Linked DNA regions of Homo sapiens: region 1 is linked to region 2. A link is a loop called in an ENCODE intact Hi-C map of the cell type or tissue named here. Cell type or tissue: gastrocnemius medialis. All regions are shown on one strand.

What was found. Hi-C counts contacts between places; a loop is a spot of excess contacts. Peaks named below come from ENCODE experiments on the same cell type or tissue, not always from the same donor. Only the 100,000 strongest peaks of a DNase experiment are listed, where the experiment ranks them.
Region 1: a loop joins it to region 2, with 5 times the contacts of the local background. A loop is called at or near these places in 2 of 110 quality-filtered maps.

The regions. Positions count from the first base shown.
Region 1 is chrX:20,203,013-20,208,012 of GRCh38, forward strand. It overlaps RPS6KA3 (ribosomal protein S6 kinase A3), which reads right to left. Exons shown (of 22, transcript NM_004586.3): 4 at 1,010-1,091. Among named protein-coding and RNA genes, the nearest start is that of RPS6KA3, 61 kb to the right of the region's middle. In gastrocnemius medialis, no CTCF peak of the experiment used is centred here; a DNase peak (open chromatin) is centred at 3,099; H3K27ac peaks cover 2,901 bases.
Region 2 is chrX:20,439,716-20,444,715 of GRCh38, forward strand. No RefSeq gene overlaps it. Among named protein-coding and RNA genes, the nearest start is that of RPS6KA3, 180 kb to the left of the region's middle. In gastrocnemius medialis, CTCF peaks have their summits at 3,091 (motif pointing left) and 3,294; a DNase peak (open chromatin) is centred at 3,066.

The DNA of each region.
Region 1 (5,000 bases), 240 kb before region 2:
GAGAGAAGTGAAATTTCTTGGGATGTCCATGGTGGGTAACTAATTGGGAATAACAGAAATAATAAATGATCATTGCAAATATTAGAGAATATTTTCAAAGCTTTATAAATTACATGTAAATTGAAGAGGAAAAAATGGACTTTTAGTAATCAATACACAAAACATCTAGAGGTTATGAGGTTAAAATAAGTGATACCACTAAATTAAAGGAAGAGTTAAGTATTTTTAAATCTATATTTCTTCTTAACTACTTTTTTTTTTTTTTTTGAGACGGAGTTTCACTCTTGTTGCCCAGGCTGGAGTGCAATGCCACGATCTCGGCTCACAGCAACCTCCGCCTCCCGGGTTCAAGCGATTCTCTTGCCTCAGCCTCTGAGTAGCTGGAATTATAGGTATGTGCCACCACGCCCAGCTAATTTTTTGTATTTTTAGTAGAGATGGGGTTTCTCCATGTTGGTCAGGCTGATCTCGAACTTCTAACCTCAGGTGATCCGCCTGCCTCGGCCTCCCAAAGTGCTGGGATTACAGGTGTGAGCCACCACGCCCGGCCTCTTCTTAACTACTTTTTACCTATGAGAGCCAAATCCTGCATTAGGGTTTTCAAATCATAGGCTCAGAATAAAAACTTACTTGGAGACCAGAAGTCATAAAGTCCTTTAGAATAAAAGCTATTTTGCAGCCAGTAAATCAGTACGTTTTTAAAAACATTAAAATAAATATATAAATTTGAAGATGAATCAAACCCAGTTTTAATCTTCTAAATGTTTACTTGTATAAAACTCAATATGAATTTATAATACGTCTTTTATAACGTGGCAACTCTGGTTCTCACTAGTTATATGATTCCTAGCCTAGCAGGAAAAATTCACTAAAAGTCAGCCTAAATTTAAAGCTGGTAACAGGAACCTATTCAGAATGTAAATAACATGCCAAGGAGTCCCATGAGCTCTATTGAGACCTTTCAGTTTGTTTAGACTACATGAACATTACAAATAGCAGCAACACTTACCTTTCAGTGTGGCCTTCTTCAATACCTTCATGGCATAAAGCTGCCTAGCATCAGAGCCTGAGATTTTTTTAACTAAGAAAACCTGCATTTAAGTAAGAGAAAATAAATATTACAAAGTAGTATAAACTATATCCTTGTTAAAATAAGACCCTGCTATAATACAGTTTATTATTATAATATAGATTCAGATATACTGTAGATTATTTCCCCTAAAATGTATCAATTATAAATACTAGTTATAAACATTTGTTATAACTTGGGGTGTCAATATAAGGGAATACATTTTTTTCATTTTGTTGTTTGCCAGTTCCCAAAGAGCATGTAACACATTAAGACAGAAAAAAACCCTTTAAACTACATATGTATGAATTAGATGGAAAAAATCCCAAAATGTTTAAAGTATAACACAGGTGGTATGATGTCCTGCTTTTAACAAAACAGAATTCTACTGAGCCCGTCAAAATTGTTATACGGCGGTTCCTTCTTGACCACAATTTCCTGTTGATACAAGTATTCACTGATGGAGGGTCTTTTCTGTATACAAAAGCTGCATATAAATCTCACTGCTCAGCGGAACAATTTAAAACACTTACATTGGGCTGGGAGTGGTGGCACACCCCTATAATCCCAGCACTTTGGGAGGCCAAGGCGGGTGGATCACCTGAGGTCAGGAGTTCGAGACCAGCCTGACCAACATGGTGAAATCCCATGTCTACTAAAAATATAAAATTAGCCAGATGTGGTAGCTGGCACCTGTAATCCCAGCTACTTGGGAGGCTGAGGCAGGAGAATCACTTGAACCCGGGAGGTGGAGGTTGCAGTGAGCCGAGATCGTACCATTGCACTCCAGCCTGGGCAACAAGAGCCAGACTCCGTTTCAAAACAACAACAACAACAAAATGAAAAGCAAAAACAAACAAACAAACAAACAAAACTTACACTGAAGAATCCTGTGCACAAATATTTAATGTGACTTAAGTTAGAACCCACCTCCCCACCTTTTTATGGTCAAATTATCACATACACCTAAATATGAAGAACACAATTCTCAGGTATGTTATTGGGCATCCTGACTTTGCAAATATTTGCGCAAAATGAATAAAGCCTGTTCTAAATAACTCATGGTCATTCTATAACATGGCTAATACAAGACTACCAATACATCTCTTCTACTCACTTTGACCATTAGGTTCATGATCATTTCCATTGAACCTTTAAATAGATATGCCAAATAGATTTGAATTTCAACTCCTCTTCCCTATCCATTCTTTTGTAGCAGTGTTCTTATGCTTCCACAGGTGGGAAGAAGAGAAGCAACCACAATCAAGAATTAAGTTTAGGATCAGCTTTCATTCATCTGAATTAGCACATCAGGCTATTAGCACAAAATTAAAAAATGATTCATTCAACTGATTCTAGGACAAGGCAGAGTTTCTCACTTTGAGAAATTGTGCCAAGTCAATGGGCAAGATCCCAAATCAAGTGAAGAGCACCACAACTCGCGGAGAAACCCTGATACAGGGTGTGTTGCTCTCCAATAATCACCACCCCCTTTCACCATGCCCCACGCTTTAGCTCCTTTCAGCCAGTTAGTGGGGAGCCAACCTAGGGAGAGAAAAGCATCCTTAATCAGGGTGGATGTAAGCTCTGGAATGATGTTTAAGTATTAAAGGTAATCAGAGATTATTAATATTTTTGACGGAAATAAAATCTGATTAGGTAGAGATAATTAGGATTTATTTGATATTTAATCTTCCTTAAGATTCCCTAACCATTCTGCAAGAAAAATTCTCCTGGTGAATTCCAAACTTTCAACTGTTCTTTGAATGCATCTTCTTAACACTCCAGCACTTCTTAGTTTGCAAAATACTTTCACAACCATTTGTAATAAATCATCGTGTCAATTTTGGGAGGCAGACCTACTAGGCAATGCCTATTTTATAGCTGTCCAAACTAGGGCTTAGGGGGTTAAGTAATTTGCCCAGTGTCACAGTGGAGGTACTGGGACAGAGTCCGTGTCAGTCACCCAGTATTCTGCTTCTGCTCAGGGTGCTGTTTATCTGTTCCCTTTGGCCAGTAACCAGGCAAGCCCAGCAGGAGCAGCAGCGGTCCCAGCTGCCATCTCTTCCTCCACCAGAGCATTTCTGACCTTTTCTCACTCCCCCATGAAGCTATTCTAGTCTCTGACAGGTCATCCCTGTTTCCTTGGCTTACTGTGGCCTTTCAGAATGAGTAAGAAAGGAGACAACCTATTTTGAATGTTTGGTATTTATAGTATGATATTTAAATTACTTTTAAAGACGTAAAGGGAGAAGCATGCTAATTCCAACAACTTAAATATTGTGTTCCCTGAAAATCTAATGTATAAAAATTACCCATCTATTTGGGTTTGAGTGGTGTGATAATTTAATTTAATACCAGATATTATATGCTTGGCCTTTTATCATTTAATTCTCACTACTCTCCTATGGAGTCAGAACTATTACACACTCATTAATTCTTTCCAGAATTATATGCCAGGCACTGTGCTACTGGTTCAATGCTGAGACTTGATACAAGGCATGACCCTTCCTTCACTCATGGAACATTTAGTCTAGTGGGGGAGACAGCCACTTAACAAATAATTAAACAAATGAAAAACTGCAATTGTGGCAAGTGCCATGAAGATGACGTATGTAATGTTCTGAGAGGGTATAACCAGGGAACATAACCTAGGAAGGATGCAGGGAAAGCTTCCTTGACATCACAGGTGCAAGAGGAGCTAACAAGCTGAGGAAGAGGCAGGGGTAGAGCAGAGTGTTTCAGGCAGAAGGAATAAAATATGGAAAGGCTTTCTAGCAGGATGGAGCTTAAGGACTTGGTCCTGCTTAAGGACCAACAAAGGCAGCCAATGTGACCAGAACACAGAGAGTGAAAAGTATGTAAACTGATGCTGGAGAGGTAGCTAGAGACCAGACTGAGAGGCTCCTCAGCCATCTTAAGAATTCATCTTTATCGTAAAAGCAAAGAGAGGACGCTGAAAGGTTATGGAGGGGTAGAGTAAAAGATTAGTTCATGCTGGCTATCATGTAAATAATGGATCAAGGCAAGAATACATTTGGAAAGACCCAGTTAGGAGACTCCTTCAATAGACCAGGAAGAAAGGTGGTAGCATATTCTCAAGGGGTGGCAGGCAGGCTTTGAGAAATCTTTACTGAATCTACAGTACTTGGTGACAGATAAGACTGGCCAGGTCAGAGTGGGATAGGGGAGGTAGGGACTAGAAATATACATCAAGAACGCTTCCCAAGTTTCTAAATTGCTTAATGAGAGAAAAATGAAATAGAACAGTTTGAGGCTTAGGGAAAGATCATGAGTTTGGTCTCAGACATGTTGACTTTAAAGTGCTTTTAAGACATAGAAAAAGAGTAAGCAGCTGTGCATAAGAATTCAGAGCTTGGAGAAGCAATCTAGATTGGAGATATAAATGTGTTATGTCAGCTGTATGTGAGTTACAATTAAGATAGCAGGCACAGAGAAAATCAATTAGGAGAGTATTAGTAACAGAGAAGAAGGCAGCCTAGAATCGAACCTTGAAGAACTTCAATATTTAATGACTGGCTAGAGGAAGGAAATGGGGATCCAAGAGGTTAAGTAACTTGCTCAAGCACACACAGTGAATAAATAGAAGAAAAAAAATTGAATTGAAGTCCGGCTGACCTAGAGCCCAAACTTACAACCATTACGCTCTGATGGCTACTTACTCTTTATTTGGATTAAAAGCATCCTTTTGGGTTCAAAAGAGGTTAACAACTGTAACAAATTACCTATGTTAGCCAAGAATTGCTAAATACCCCCACTAAAATACACAAGAGAGCTAAACTGGTGCTGTTCTGAAACTTGCAAAGCATGATATATTCAAATATTTCCTTACAGAGAAGTGGTAAGGAATCACTGCATCGTCAAAGTTGAATACAATCTCCAAATTTTCCTCTTGCCAAGAAACAATCTA
Region 2 (5,000 bases):
CACAGGAACCCAACTCTGTATGTCTTCTAGAAATGTTGATTTGATATTTGCTGATTTAGTGTTTGCAGCAACTTTGTAGAACAAAAGTACCATGAATAATGAGAATTGACTGTATAAACTTACAATAAAATAAATTATATTATACGAAAGGTAATAAATACTAAAAACTCTTCACTTCCTAATTATTTTGCTACATACTACTATTATCCATGATCTTGAGATTATTTCTATTTTATCTGTAGGGTAGAAATACTATATAATGGGGGGTGCTACTGTGCATTTCTTCCCAAACCCCCATGTTCAGTGACATCAAATCAGTAGTTTGACATTGGCCAAGGTGGGAGTATTTTACATCATGGAAATGGGTAATGGCTACAAATCAAGGCTTTTTCTCCCAGCTCCCACCCAGTTGTTAAACATTTACCAGTACACAACTGCCTTCAGTTTTTTTTTTTTTTTTTTTCAGACAACTGTCCTTTGGCTCTTGGAGCCAACTTTCACGCACTAGGAGAAAACCTAAAGTTATAGGGAGTTTATCTCCTTGTACGTCCACCTCAGGTCCATTAGCCAATGACTGACTGGTGTTCTCATGCCTCAGGGTGGGATTCACACTTCAGAGCATTCCTTGGGATCCAGATGAGTTGTGAGCCCCAAATGCTTGAGATCATACCCTTGTTTGGCTTCCTCCTCTTCCCTGCCTTGCTGTTTTCTTATTCTTACTGGTTTCTCCTGGGAGCTCTTCCTTGATAAATCACTTGCACGCAAATCCAAGTCTAGGGTCTGCTCTTGAAGCACCCCATCTAAGACAGTACTCTAGCAAACCTGGGAAGGAAGTCGTGGGGTCTGCAACCTGGGTGTGTGTGGCTCAGGTTGGCCCCAAAGATTGACTGATAGATCTCGATTTTCTGGTTCTAACTCTTCCTTAAGAAGCCTTTGCTTTCTGATTTTATCCTTCAATTTAAATGTTTAAATGACTTTTAACAGGCATGAATTCAAAGTTTTTCAACTTTTGTAGTTGCCACTTATGTGCTCAAGACATTCACATTTTGATAAAATATGAAAGATTACTGGGATATTCTTTACTCAGCTTAGCTTCTTGGTGGGTTTTCCTCTGCTGAGCTCAGCCAGTGGCCTTGAACTCTGACATGCAATAACAAATCAAGTTTTCATCAAATTCTTCTTAGCCTGTTCAGAAACAAAAACTCATAAGCAATGCTGCAATAACTTCCTTTGAAATTCTAATTGGCTCCACTTTGATAAAAATGTGATAAGCACTCAAGAAGCCCACTGTGCTGTTGTATACAACTGGAATATGATTCTCTTCATAGTTTTTTAAAAAAATTTTAAATTATTCTTGCTATAGAGTTAGCAAGTGCCAGTTTGGATGCATGGTCTTGGTAATTGTGCAGTAATTAAATGCTTGCCTGGGAAAACAATTTTAGAACACTGAATTGCTTTATTGCATTTTAAAAGGCTGAAAGGGGCATTCAATCAGGTGGAGACAATGTGTTTGTCTTCTAAACAAGACTTATCATAAATTATTCACATGGGCAAAGACTGAATTTGAAAAGGAAGAAACTTGGGGACATAGGGCAATTATTGCTCCAACAGTCATTGTAGAGTTTAGTAGGCCTCATAAAAGGAGGCCTGTCTCAAAGATTCCAGGCAAGGTTTTGAGGATGAGGAAGAAGTGCTTCCTTAACTAATCTGATTTTTTTAAACTGAGACTGCTGGGAGATTTTGCTTACTCTCCTGGATGCCCCTGTGGCTCAAACAGCTCTGTAGAAGAAAGAGTTACCGTCAACTTCTGTTCAATTATATAATTCAGAGGAAAGCATAAAAATATGACTTTGCAAAGTGTGACATGGGTGAGAGAAACATTAGTATAAACACTGGGCATCAGATGCTTCACAGGGGCTTTTAGCTATATTTATAATTTTGTATTTGCCCTGGAATTCTTTTTATTAAGGAATAATTTACCTACAGTAAAATGCATAAATCTTAAGTGTATAGTTTGATGAATTTTTATCTATACACTCATGTAACTACCACGCAAATAGATACAGAACAATTTCATCACCCCAGAACATTTCCTCATTCTCGTTCCCCAATAACATCCTCTCCCAGAGGTAACTACTATTCTGAATTTTAAGATACAGATTAGTCTCATCTGTTTTTGAAATTCATATAAATAGATGCACTCTATTTTTTGGTCTGGCTTCTTTCACTTATCATAATATATTTGAGATTCATCCATGTTGTAGTGTGCATCAATAGTTCATTTTTTTTTATTGCTAGGTAGTATCCAGTTGCATGGATGTACCATAGTTTGCTTATCCAATCTCTAATTGATGAATTTTTCCTCAGTTTTTACTTGCAATGAGTTAAACTGCTATGGAACACAGTTTTATACACAGTGTACACAACAGGGCTGTTTGGGTACTTCTTTTAGATATATACCCAAGAGTGGCATTACTGGGTCTGCCTTTGAAATTTACTATAAAGAAAAAGAAAAAAAAAGGATACCAATAGGAAGAGTGCAGAAAAAAATGATTGTCTTTCCAAAATCTGTTCTTAGCAAAGTGAGAAAGAAATCTTGTACTACCTGGTGGCATTGTTTCAGCATTTAGACTTGGACTATCTCAAGTTATTGCTTAGCCATGGGGGATTAGAGAAACAGAATTCAGGTTCTTTCTTGATGAGATACAGGCATTGTATGTCTGAATGGATGGAAGTGTTCAAGAGCCCGTGCAATGGAATGCTTGGTACCTTGGAGAATTGGATTAATTTGAGACTTGTCACCTGGAAACAGGACTGTCTGGTTCACCTTGGGATCACCTTTGGCCACGGATAATCAAACTGTTGAGGGGAAAGAGTGGATTACGAAACCTCAGTGCAGCCAAAGTGCCATGGGGCCACCAGAGGTGACCTAGTTGGTCCCCAGGTGATCACATTTGAGATTTATTCTTTACAGCAACCCTCATAATGGAACAGGGCTGCAGACCAGCCTAACCACACACAGAACAAAGGGCTGACAGACTTGTGAACAAAGGGCTGACAGACTTGTGAAGGGGTTATGGCGCCCCCTGGGGGACACTGAAATGTTCCTCTTGTAGACCTAACTTTCCGGTCTGGGGTCAAGTTCAACTTGTATTGATTGAGTAACCTGTAAGACATCACCACTTCAGTAATCCTCTTCAAAGGTTTCAGAATAAAGTATTTGCAATTTTATTGGGAGCAACTCAATTCAGGGGAAGCTGAAGAGGAATACATGTGATGTGTAAGTTCTCACAAGATGGGAGGGGGAATCTTTTCCGGTTTATTTTGTATTGTTTCTGGTAGAAAGGCTCTACATGATTGGGTAATTTCTAATATTTACTTTGTTAATGAAGGTGATAGGATAAGATGACAACTCCATCTGCAAAGTTCTGCAGGCAAAATGCCTCTCCAAAATGGTTGTGAGCCTTTTGTGTCTTGCTTGCTCAGGGTGTAAAATGAGCGATTCTCAACCCAAATCAGTACCACTCTCCCAGTGAGCAGTTGGAAGTGTGTGGGAGCATTTTTGATTGTCAGAGTGACTGGGGTACAGGGGGGTGGTGCACTACTTCCATTTGCTGAGATGGAGGAGGGAGAGAAAACTTCTAGTATGAAGGAGAGTTGTCCTATCCTAAATGCCAATAGGGTCCTTGTTGAGAAATACTTTACCCCCCGTCAGGTGATCTGGAGACAGTTATGTGCAATTCATATTCAGAAGGTTTAACTACACAAACAAAATATGTCAAGCAAGTGAAAGCAGATTTAAGGAGCGTATTCAGAAAGAAGTGTAGTTAAGCCTGTTTTTGGACATTTAGAGAGCATGATCACTTTGCCCAAAACCGAAAAGGAGCACTGGCCTTAAGTGGAATACGGAGGTGGAGGAATTTGTTTTCCAGGCTCCCCAGCATTTCTTTCTTCATCCTCTTCCAAACAATCACTGATCCTGCTCCCCTTCTCCCTTGCTTCTTGGGATGACGAAGCAGCTGACAAATCCATTAAGTCGTGAGAATTTTCTCTTACTCCTCCCAGCAGGATATCAGGAAGAGAAGACTCTCAAATGTTGAAATTTCAAATGTGGGCGAGGAAGGTAGGTGTCTTTTGGCTGTGGGATCTTTCTAGAACTTCTTAAATTATTCCTGGGCAAGTAATAACTCATTTTCTTGTTGGGCTGGCTTTAGATGTGGAAACCAAAGTGTTAGCGTTTGCTGTAACCATGGCAAGGAGAGGGAAGAAGGATTGGATACCTTTGTAAATTTATCGGCAAATGAATGAGCTGAACAAGAATCCTTTGGAGTATATAGTTTGGAATGTGCTGTGTGTGACATTGCTTTGTAAACTTTAAAGTACTATGCAATTTTGATGTATTTTCATCATGCCAACACTTCCTTGAATTTCTCAAAACACTAAACTCAGAATCTTACACAAAATATCCGTTCAGTAAATGTGTCCCAAATGAAACAAATATTAGGTATAAGGAGCGGCAGTGGAGGTTATGGAACAGGGTCTCATGTTGCCATATCTATCAAGGGCTAACATGCCTCTACTTGGATGGGGCTATTCACTGATAAGGAAATCTTGCTACAGTATTCTTTTTGCTTCCATTAAACATTTCATGGGAGGGAATTCTCACTATTCCTTTGTGAACAAGATTGATGATAGATCTCCCTCAGGCTTCTGAATAACATGAAATTATTCTGTATCTGTTTAATGTACAAAGGGAGGACCAGGGGGGACTACCCATAGTGTCATCATTATCCATGAGAATCCAATTATAGGAGCCCCTGGGATTGTTGAACTCAAGATTGCAGGATCCAAATGTTAGGGATATCCTGGTCACTTCCTTCCTCACTTGGGAGAGAATTAGAAATGACAAGATCTTAAACATCTTCCTACATTTATTGAGCAACCATTGTGCCAGCCACTATACTATGCACCAGGGACATGAAAGTGAGTATGACACAGTC